2 separate regions of the Homo sapiens genome follow, and region 2 is linked to region 1. Evidence: chromatin loops called from intact Hi-C (ENCODE). Cell type or tissue: mammary epithelial cell. All regions are shown on one strand. Each heading gives the region's core, and the rest is flanking DNA. Links, peaks and the distances in the headings are about the cores only.

Region 1 (5,934 bases), core at 1,195-5,194:
TCTCTCACTTGGGACAATCCAGTGAAACTCAGGTCTTACCATAGACTGTGCTCCAGTGGGTCCCAGTTTGGTGACTGCTGGCTTGATAAAGCACTTCTCGTCACAGACCTTCCCTTACTTATCTCACTGCCTGACTTCTACAGGTGTGTTCTTCCAAATAATCTACTTGTAATCAACTCCTTCTCTCAGTACCTGCCTCTGGGGAACCCAAACCAAGACAATAGATTTGTAAATTGCATAAATTATTTGAGCCTCAGTTTTCTCATCTGAAAACTAGGGCTAGTTATACTTTTTTTTTTTCCCCACAGGGTCATTCCAGATTTAAATTAAAGACTATGAATAAAGCACCTAGTATATTTCTTGGAACAGGTAGGCACCAGGTCAGTGAAAAATATTCTTCCCCTTTCCTCACCCTTCTAATTCTGCAGATGCCTCAGAGCAGAGACAGGCAATGACTGAGCAGGAGAGACCACCTAATAAGCAAGGACTGATTCTGCTGAAGATAACTTCACCTGTCTTGAAGGTGCCCCAAGCTGGTCTGTATTTTAGTAATGAGGAACTTGGCAGTAATGGGGGCCTTTGGCAGGAATACACTTAGGGACCGGGCAGACTTGTGGCAATTAAAAGTTGGTTTCTAATAATAAACAGTTTAATGTAATAAACTGAAATTAATAATACTTTAAGATTATTAGATGATAATAATAATGATGATAAGGTCATAATTGTGGTGTTCAATGCTGTACCAGGCAAATAGGAAAAAAAATAATAATAATGTTTGCCTGTAGCAACCACAGGGGCAATGTGAGAAAAGAGGATTCTTACTTATGGATAGTAGCTACTGGAGCTCTTTATTGAAAAAAGTCTTAGGTGCTAGGCTGAGGAGTTTCGTTTCCTGAAGGCAGAATTTTTTAAAACATAGAAGTGTTGCTCAAGGCCCATCCTGTCAATCAAAATATCAGAAATGAAACAAACATAGGAAAGGAGTTGAGTTACTGTTTTTTTGGGGCCTGTAACTATTGTGTAATGAGCCAGTTTTTTCTAAGTCGCTTCTAAATGTGGAGCTGGACATTTTCAAAGGCCAGTGTCACCTCTCAGGAATGCAGGAATAAGTCTCTGTTCTCCACATTTCTTTGTCACCGGGGCAATTTGCATGAAAATGGGATTTCTATTACTTCTTCTCTGCTTCTTGGGCTTATTTCTTTCTTCACAGCTGAAAGTAATACCATGGCCAGCCAGCTTCAGGCATTCATAATTAAAAATAAGCGGGAACTTAAAAGAACTCACTGCAATTAAAAGAGTAACCTCTTGCATTCTGGGAGCTGAGGAGTCAAACTGATCTGTAATTATGTTATATAAAGTGTGACCATGAGCTCAAAGGCAAAGGCAGCAAGGCAAGAGAGCACCAGAGGAAGAAAGGAAGGGCCACTGAGATGGATCATTAAATTGTGGAGTTAGGACACACACACTGATAGATAAGCAATCTTAGCTCAATAGCTGGGCAGGGGGAAAGACTGAGAATGCAGGAGTCACAGAGTTCCTGGGTGAGGATGCTCTTGGAATAGTCTCTTTTTTTAATGAGTTCCATTATAGGTGTTAAGGATTCTCCCTCCCTCTTTTTCTCCCTCTCACTCCTTCAGCTTGTCTAGCATTGACTCTCCCTTTCTTACCCAGTGCTGTGGATCTTAAAGGTAAGGACTTCCAGCCATTCCTCAATGGCCCACTGTAGCCAATAATCGCTGAGTACCTAGTAAATACCATGCACTATAAACACAGAGATGAATAAACAATATTGTCCATGAGGAGCTCATAATTGAGGGAGAGACAGCAAAGTAATGCAAAATAACTATAAAAGAGTGGGATGAATACAGTAATAGACACATCAGCTACAGTACTCTGTAGATGTCATTGAGACCCTGCTTTGCATCAAGGGCTTTCTGAGTACTGTCTCTCTTTCTTATAATATCCCCATGAAATGAAATGTATTTATTCTGACTACATGTATTTAATGGCCAGTAGGTATCATGTATATGGCATTACGAATAAGTATCATTGCCCAGAGATTTTAAGTGCCTTTAGTGATACAACTAAAATGTGGCGAGTCCAAGATATATCTGGTTTTAAGCTCATGCCAAGAACAGGAGTCATATAGAAGAAGGAGTGTTTGTTTCTTTTAGGAGAGGGCATGGGTTGGATAGGAACTGAAGAAAGGAAAATCACATAAGAGAAGACCTCACAGTGGAGGTGCTGACTGAGCCAAGTTTGAAAGTTTTGCCAGAAAGTCCTGAATTGAATATAGTAATGTAAGAATCCTCTCACCTCTATGATTCTGTATTATTCTTTCCATTATACTTTAAAATGCTTCTTCTGATTTGTTTCCTTGATTATAGTAGAAATATCTCACTTACCCTATTACTTGTGTGAGCCCTGCATACTCCAGATGAAACGTTAATCATCAGTATACCCAGAAATAGTTAATTTAGATACATTATTTAGGACTGAACATACTTTATATTCATTACAGAAGATGAAGGTTATGTATTCCAAAATGGGAATACTGTTTTTTATTATTCAGTCATTTATTCATCACACACTCAGTGAATGCTAATGCTCACTTTGATCCCAGGCATTGAGCTTCCTAGAGTTCAAAATTATAATCTCCAACTGCCCACTGAACAGCTCCAATTGAGTTTCAAGAGTCATCAACACCATGTATCCAAATCTGGCTTCATCACAATCATTCCAAAGCTGTTTCTCTTTTCATGTTTCTAGCCTTTGTTGGACATATCACCATCCATAGTGCTATCTAAGCTAGCATCTAAAGAATAAGGTATACATCCTATTTTTCCTCAGACTCTCATCCCAGGAATCACTCTCAGACCCAGATCTCCTTTTCCAGTGTAACTGTCTTTGCTCAGACCATCTCATCTCTTACCCCAACTTTCACAAAAGCCTGCTCACTGGTCTCCCTGACTCCAGGCTTTCCCCACTCCAACATTCCATTTCTATCACGTGATCTCTGGAGTTTACATGCATGACTGTTTCAACCAGTAGACTCTGAGTCATTTGAGGACCCAGATGATGTCTTCCTAGCCATCACATATCCCAGGGCATGGGTGCTGGTATGCAGTAAGTGCTCAGTGAATGTTTATTGCTTGTTGGACCCTAGGGTGGGGCAGATGGAGAAGAAAGAAGAAAGTGCCAAAAGATAAGGATATCAGTGCCAAACTACACATCTTCTTGTGAAATTATCTATAAAGAGGGATAAGTCAGGGTCTCTGAAAAGGGTATCAATATACCTTCTTACCTCCAGGGGAGTGAATAGTTTTCTGTGTATATAACTGCTGTTTATCACAGGAATTTTCTGCGTGAGACAAGTGAGGGGTGTGGATTGAGAAATAAATCAAAAGTAAACACTGTTTGAGCTCGTTATATAATATGTGTCAAGCTTAGAAGCAAATATATATCTATATCTATCTAGCTATATATACACATCTCCTGTTTTTAACCTTTTAATAAGTCATAGAGCTAGAATGTGGTATAGCCAGGATTAAACCGCAGGTCCACATGGTTGTGAAGCCCTAGCTCTTATCAATGAGGGAAGACTTGTTTGATATGAGGCTGGTCCAACTGAACAGTTGAAATGATAAGAAAAGCCTGAGAGTGCCTATTTTTCCTGAGTTGGTTCTTTTATGTGAGAGCATCATTCAGGGGCCTGGTTTGGGAGAGAAAGGAAGACTGGCTTTTGCTATGTGCTTGTATTTGACATCTCCATCCAAAATACCTGTTATGCTCTGAAAGTCATAGAAAAACTATTTGTAGTTGGAGAAATTTGACAGAAATGGCACATCTCAAGATTAGAAGATGAAATAGGAAAGTGAGTGCTCAGAGAATGAAAGCAGAAGTGATAGAAAAGACAAGCCAGGGTACAGGCCAAAGGAAATAGCTATGTGGATCCCAGTCAGACAACAAGGTTTCAGTCCGAAAGTGTGCAGTGCCCACTAAGATAAAATGTGCTCATATCAAATGAATTACAAATGTGAATGTTCACATCAGTTCTGCAACTTTACCTTAAAATACATAATATTTTTCTTAACACAGAACTACTCAATAAACTATCAACCTCTACATGTCAGGCACAGGGCTATCCACCAGAAATACAGGGTGAATATGGCATATATAGTCCCATCTAGTGGAGGATGTAGACAAATATAATAAGGTTGACTGGAAAGATACTGCACTCTGGAGCAATGGCTAACTCTTCCCAAGAGAAAGGAAAGAAGAAACATGAAAGACAGCTAAAGCAGCTGTGTAGAATGGAGAAGGCAGTGCAGCTGTGAAGGACTGGAGATCTCTTTCTCTGAGCAGTGAAGGTGGACAGTGATGAGAACTGAATCCATTTAAGTAATTTACATTTCACAAATGTAGAAATAGGAGAACATAATAGGATGGGCTGATTATTGGTTTTTTGTTTAAAAGCCGTGCAGGGGGTCCTGAAATCAGTGCTCTGACACATTTCCCATGATAGTTTTACAGAAGAAGCTGTTTCTTTCTTTGTAGTTAAGATGAAAAACCTTTAAATTGCAGAAGGTAGAGCAATCATTTCTGAAAAGACAATGAAACACAAGCAAGTACATAGCCCATTGATACTTTTGATGTAGACTCTCATTTTTAGTATCTATCAGATGTTTTAGACTTAAGTCCTAGCCCCGGTGTTGTAATGAGCAAGTCATTGAAGGCCATTGATTAATTTCCTCATCAATCAAATATGTTAATCAAACACACACACACAATTAATGTTAAGGTTAGGGAAGAAGATGACTGGAGTGGCAGTCTTCCCCAGTGCCCACATCACTCCTTTACATTAGAATAGTCTCTCTTCATGTCTTTCTTTTTGACTGCATTCATCTTCTTGAGGGAAAGCATTTTGTCTAGTCAATCTTCATAATCCCATGGCCCTAGCACAGGGCCTAGAGTTAGCGCTTGGTCATTTGGTTATAAAGTCTATTGAACTTTAAGTTCCCCAAGGAATCCTATGAAAACTCAGGCCAGAAGTGAAGAGGAGGTGAAAGCCTAGTCCAACCAAACCCCCTCCTTTTGGATCTCCTCAACAATGTTTCCTTCAAAAGTTCTCCCAGTATCTCCCTAAGTTTTTCCAGGACAGAGAGCTCACTAGCCAACAATGTACCCAGAATCATTTCTGGGCATCTTTGACAAACAGAAAGCTGTTATCTCTACTTTTCAATACTAGACAGAACTGGCATTGAAGCAACCAAGACTGCAGAGGTTAGCACTTTATCTCTGACTGAGACACTGAGTGACCCGCTAGAACAGCCAGGCATATTTCAGGTCATTAATCACACAGGAAAGCTGGTCATCTCTTTGTTTTCAACATGTCACAGACAACCTGGAATTACTCCAGATGGACCCATTGACTTTGGAGAATTTTATAGTGCTGATTCCTTTTTCACAGAAGAGTAGTTTGAGTGATTATTATATCCTCTCAAAAACAGGTACATCTCCTGTCCTGAATTTAGCTTAGTGAAATAACTCCTGCCCTTCTCAGGAAAGAATCTTCTGTAGCCACCTTTAATCTTGCCTTCCAGAGAGGATGAAATGTTCCAAGCGATGGGAAATTTGTGTTCCTCTGCATTTTCACTTTGTGTTTCCCTTTTCACTTCTCTAGTGCACATTTCCATAGTGAAGAAGCTGGTAATGGATGGGGCAAGGAGGCAGGAATCCCATACGTCACTTGACTCAGAGATTCCTAGTACAGGGCGTGTGCCAAGTAAACCACACTCAGCATTCTTTGGGGCCCACTGCCCTGGAGATATGGAGCCTGGTGAGACCAGAGAGAGACAGCAGGTTTAAAAGGGTGAGCCTATCTATGTCACATAGAATTCAGAGACATACTGTTCTCCAGGTGACTTTTTATTT
Region 2 (5,934 bases), core at 1,190-5,189, 1.1 Mb before region 1:
TTGAGCACTTTGTGTGCTCAAAGCCCTGTGCCAGAGGTCTGGTGAGATATACCTGACATGAGCATACAATCAAATGATACACTAATAAGAATTGTGAGGCAGAGTAGAATGATTGCTGTAATGATATCAAAAGACAAAAGCCACAGAGAAAGGTGAGGATTCATTCTGATTAAAGAATGTAGGAAATCTTTACAGAAAAAGGATGTTTTAAAGCCCTGGTGAGAGGAAAATAGAATGGCTACTGAGGGAACATCAAGAATAAAATATGTAGAAATAAAAAAAGCCATAACGTATTTGAAAAGCACCAAAGAAACTGGTAGGAAAATAATTCCCACTAGACTCAATTCTTCTGGCCTTTACTTCTACGTTCTCAAACAAAGATGCTCATTAAAATTACTGAGGAACTTCTTCAAAGTGGAGTCACCCTAGCTTTATACCCTAGAGACTCTATTTCCATTGGTAAAAGTTGGGGTTTAGACATGTGGTTTTTTTTTTGTGCCCTCTCAACTAAAAACCACAGTAATTGATTTTTAAATTAGTATTTAATTTAAATACTCTCTCTCCCCTGGTTTATCTTTGTGGGTGGCCAGGCTTTTTTCCATTTTTGCTTTTATAATATACCTTTGAACAACCAGGACAAATCCCAAAATGAAGTGTGGAAAGAAGAATATAGAGTCAAGCATAAATATATCTATCACAATTTATTGTGGTTCTTATACTCTTATACCTTTAAAGCATGTACAGTAGATCTAACCCTTTCATATTGTTACTATGTTTTTCTAAATAGTCCAATATATATATCTTTAAACAATGTTTTTTAATCACAGAATACAAAAAAACAAGAAAAACAGACAATCTCAAAGGAAACATCTAAATCTGAATAATTTGTAATGTACTTTTGCATATATATATATACACAAAATGATTATTAAAACAGACATATATATATATATGCACATACATGCTCACATGCACAGACACACATACACACACACACACACATAAGGATGCAGGTAGAGATTCCCTGGCCCAAGTTCCCAACCTAATGTTTGAAACCTGAAAGTGTAACTTGCTCCTTTATCACCTGTCTCTAGTTTGGGAATCTCTTACCTCTGAGGTCTTCTTCCATGGTTTTCAGTAATCTGAAGCCTTCAGCCTTGCAAGAGCAGCATCCATTCTTCTTTGACAAATACTTTTTCTAGAGCAATGTCTCCTAAAGCTGTCATGGTTAGTTAAAGATGAGTACATACATGAATATATGTGTGTGTGTAAAATGATAATTCACCTGCTTCTTGCACCTCCCTATTATTATACTCTACTTCTCAGGTAGAATTTCTGGCTACTACTCTTGTTGCTCTACCACCTTTCTTCCATGCTTTCCATCTCCTAAGAAAAGATTGCTGTGAGGTGTAGAGTTTCTCAGATAAACTTCTCTAAGGCCCTGCTGACAAGCCCTACAAAATCACAAAGGCAGTTGAGAGTGCCCATACCCTATAATTTGAGGCATTTTTCTTTAGATATGCATCAATACTACAACTACTGCTACTACTACTACTACTAATAATACTAATTGCCACTTATCATGTAACTATCATTGCCAAAGACTTTGCATTCACAAATCCATTATTTAGTTTTATCTTCACTACAGCCCTTTGAGGTAAATATTATTAAACCTAATTGCAGGTGAGGAGTAATGTGTCATGTTTCATAGAACTAAAAAAACAGCAGTGCCAACATTTGAACTCAAGCATGTTCAACTCCAACACCCAGCCTATTAATTATATATATGTATATCTATCTCTCTCTATATATATTTTATTATTTTAGCCTATATTTCATGAGCAACTGCAGTGCATATGTCAGTTCCTGATTTTGGTGCTAAGGATACAAGGATTATTAAGACAGACAGATTTCTGTTTCCTATGAGGGTTACGGTCTAGGAGAGGAAGAATATATTAATCAAATTCTACAAAAAATATGAGATTACAACTTTGGTAAATAGGAAAAAAGGTACATCTTGATACATTTGGGGAATTTAAATGCACATGGAGAGGTCAACTTGGACATGGAGAGGTTTATATGAAGTAACTTGCAAACATATGTATGAAAAATGAGTAAGATTGTTTTTTAGGTAAAGAGAGATGAAAAAAGTACTTCAAGAAGAAGAAACAGCATGTGCAAAGGTTGTGGGGTTTGGAAAGTCATGATGTATTTACAGAGTTAAAGGCCCTTGTGTGAATTGAGGCTGAAGGTGTATGATTGAATAAGACCATGCATCAGTCAAGAGTTTTATCTTTTATGAAGAGCAATGGGAAGCCAGTGGAGGGCTTTAATAAGGAAATTGACCTAACATGGTTTTGTTTCGAAGATTACTCTAGCTGCAATGTGGAGGAGTTTGGAGAAAGGATGAACATAAATATGAGGAAATTAGCCCTGAAGGTAGTCCTGTTGAGAGATAATGGGAACTGGCACTAGACTTATGATGAATGAAGATATTTCAAGAGGTCTGAAATCTATTCAGGAAGTAAAAGTAACAAATTATTAATGGATTGCATTTAAGAGTGTGGGAAAAAGAAGAATCAAAGGTATGTCCCAGGTTCTTGATTTGTTTAACCAGACTGAAAGGGTATCAATTTAATGATAATGGGAATGGTAGAAAAATATATTGCCTCATTATTCTATTAATAATCAACTAATTTATAGGAAATATACAATACTACCAGTAGTCATTCAATTGGCAAATATATTTGAATAATTGCCAAATACTCAAAAAATATATTTGACGTGTTAGTGGCTGCAAAAGATAAAAATGTGCTTGGGACTGTTAAAATACTTACTGGCATGCTAGGAAATCTACTGAGATCACGTACTTATGTCTCTACTGATTAAAATAAGAGTAATCAAATTTATTTACAGGTAGATTTTTTGATAATGTAGCTTACATGTTCAACAAAATATTTGTTGAGTGAATTAATCATAATTCGAAGAGGTAGAGTATTCACAGTCCTTGATGATTAATAGGTATTAAATATTTTACTGATTTAGTGCATTTAATAATGTAGTTCAATATAATGTGTAAAACAAAATAATTTTGAAAATGGAAAAGAATCTTAAAGTTGTTTTTATTTTAATACGAAAGTAAGTCATTACTGTAGTCTTCATATATTAGTTTTGCTATACCTTCATTCTCTCCCATGTCACATGCACACAAAATTAGAATCCAAGAAAAAATTAATGCATCTTTAATGGTGGCCAAATAAGGACATGTATCCACTAGGGAGTCTTTAAAGACATGTATAATGAAGTGTTTATTCCAGCTACTTGAGTAATTCAGGCCACCAGATGTCACTACAGATTAAGCAATGGTGAAAGGCTTTCCACAGTGTAAACTCTACAGAGGCTTCTGACAAGTTAAACAAATTCAAGTGGGTGTTAATTTTAAAATAATAATAATTGGACAGTTGTTTTAACTTCTTTTCTTTTGCCATCCCTCCAGTGCATCTGGAGGAATAAAAATAAAGAATGCCTATATTGCATTCACTGTCTAATTTTGTGTAACTTTTCCTTCTACCCTAAAAAAAAAATGATGTTACAGTTCAGCAGAGCATGTTTTTTGTTTCAGCAATTTGTTTGATTCTGAGCAATATTTTTCAAACTCCACTTTACTCTGACTTCATAAAAGAAGACTGCCCCAGCTCACTTATATTAATGAGCCTTTACACAACCACCTTGCTTGTAAGGGGTGCAGCACAGGCTGAATGTGTTTCCATTATAATGGCCATGTATAACGGGTAGTTAATAATGAAGAAAATTAATTAGCTGAATGTCACCAGAAACCTATATTGTGTGGCAAATGAACAGGGGGCAACCAGTTTGAGTTTTAATTTCTGCAGTGAGCTTTTGTTGTAAAACTCCTTTCCTCCAAATGAAATTGAGCAGAGAATTAACGGCATGAAAAATGGCTGGTGGAACCTGGTGAGAGGCCTTGATTACAAGAGAGTTTGTTTTTTCTGTAGAAGTTCCCACAAGTTTCTCATTGGAAAAAGAGGTTATATTCTTTCATTACCTGAATTTTATTGTGTAAGCCATGGACAAATAAAGAAACTGAGTCAGATATAGTCTTTGAGCAAAGCTAGATTTTAGGTCCGTATAAATTAGAATCAGAATTCTTTTGGTGAAGTAATTTCAGCTCAGATTTATTGATATAGAACTGAATATCTCACACATTTATTCAACAAATAGTTATTGACACCCTACTGTGCACAAGATACTTTTCCAGGTGCTAAGGATGAAGCAGTGAACAAGTCACCTGCTTTCCTGAAGCTCCTCTTCTATCTATTACAGAAGAGCATGGGGAATATGGAGATAAGGAGAGAAAAAATAAATGGTTTAGCAATAAGTAATTTTTGTTATGTTCTATAAAAATACACTACTAGGACAGAGAATAAGTTGAAAATGATAGAACAGGGGGACATCTTTAGATAGGGTACATACAGAAGTCCTCTCTGAGGAGGTGGCATTTGACTTGATATTGAAAGAAAAAAAAAAGAGCCAAATTTGTTAAGTTTTAAGCATCTGGGAGAGAAACATAAGAGTTCCAGCTTTACAACATTTATTTCATAGCTTAAGAAAGAAATTGAGTCCCTATCTCATTATCAATTTGAAAAATGCTCAGTGAGGAATATTGGCCCAGTTGCTGATACTTAGAGCAATTAACTCTGCCTAAGAAGACAGGGTTAAAGTAAGCAAATGACTTCCAATTAGAGTCACATATTTGGAGTAGTGGTAGGAGTAGCCCCCATAGAAGGATGGGGGCAACAGTAGGTGTCTACTTACTGCAAGATCTAATGGAAATTTACTAGATTTTGGTAAAAATGGCAAACTGGCATACACACACCTCACTGGTGACAGAATGAACTGTGCAAATCTTATTGAAAACAATTTGGAAAGTTATTTCAACAGTCAGAAGGATGTTCACACTTTCTTTGACTCATCAATGCATCTTGATAATGAATATGAATATTATTCATCTTATGAATAATATTTTTCAAAAAACAGTATGGTATGCATGAAGATGCTCATTACAGTGTCATTTAATAATGAAAAATAAGAAATAGGCTGAACACTCAACAATATTTGAGAAGTTGTGAAAGTATGACACATCAGCTTGATGAAATAATAAGCACTCATCACAGCAATAATTAAGAGGATCATGAAACAAAAAGGACAGTGAAATATGTTAAAGTAAAAGCATGGTTTGAAATTATATCTGTGGGTTTTTTAAATTTTATGTTGAGTATATGAATTCATTTGGGCAAAAAGCAAAAGAAAACCTGGGGGAAAAGGCTAGTTTACTTTATATAGTTAATAAAACATTAGCTTATTTGATATATTTAATAAAAACATTGGAGACATACAGTATTTTGCCAGATTTAGAGTAGGAAGATAAATAAGTCTTCCTTATTAATAATAAGCACCTCATTAGGCCTCCTATCAATTCAGGTAGTCAGTACGTACATACAGAAGCAGGAGGAGTTACTTGCTATTGTAGCAAGCTCACAGGTTGGGGGAAGTGGGTGAAGGAAGAGCACCATTATTTCTTGAGTATCTGTTGTGCATTAGTCTCTTTATGAAAAATTTTATCTGTATATTTCATTAAGACCTAAAAAACTCTATAATTTACATTGCATCATGCTCTACATTATTTGCAGGTAAACTGAAATTCTGACGAAATAATTTGATTACATTCTCTGTTGCAATAAGTAGTAAATCCATAATTTAAATATATAGCTTTGGGTTCCCAAACAGTACTCTGCTTTCTCCTTGGAAATACGAATTTAAAAGGGGGAAGAGGAAATTAGGGAAACGAGGAGAATGTCCTCACAAAGCATAGACGTGGCTTTTGCACTGGGTCTAAGCTGCAGTGTGGAGGCT

The links. A loop is a pair of places that touch in the nucleus more often than their neighbours do. Peaks named below come from ENCODE experiments on the same cell type or tissue, not always from the same donor. Only the 100,000 strongest peaks of a DNase experiment are listed, where the experiment ranks them.
Region 2: it touches region 1 in a loop (5-fold over the local background); 5 of 110 quality-filtered maps call a loop at or near these places.

What each region holds. Positions count from the first base shown.
Region 1 is chr11:80,163,048-80,168,981 of GRCh38, reverse strand. No RefSeq gene overlaps it. Among named protein-coding and RNA genes, the nearest start is that of LINC02720, 600 kb to the left of the region's middle. In mammary epithelial cell, for the core only: no CTCF peak of the experiment used is centred there; a DNase peak (open chromatin) is centred at 3,021; H3K27ac peaks cover 54 bases.
Region 2 is chr11:81,234,725-81,240,658 of GRCh38, reverse strand. No RefSeq gene overlaps it. Among named protein-coding and RNA genes, the nearest start is that of LINC02720, 470 kb to the right of the region's middle. In mammary epithelial cell, for the core only: a CTCF peak has its summit at 3,334 (motif pointing right); no DNase peak of the experiment used is centred there.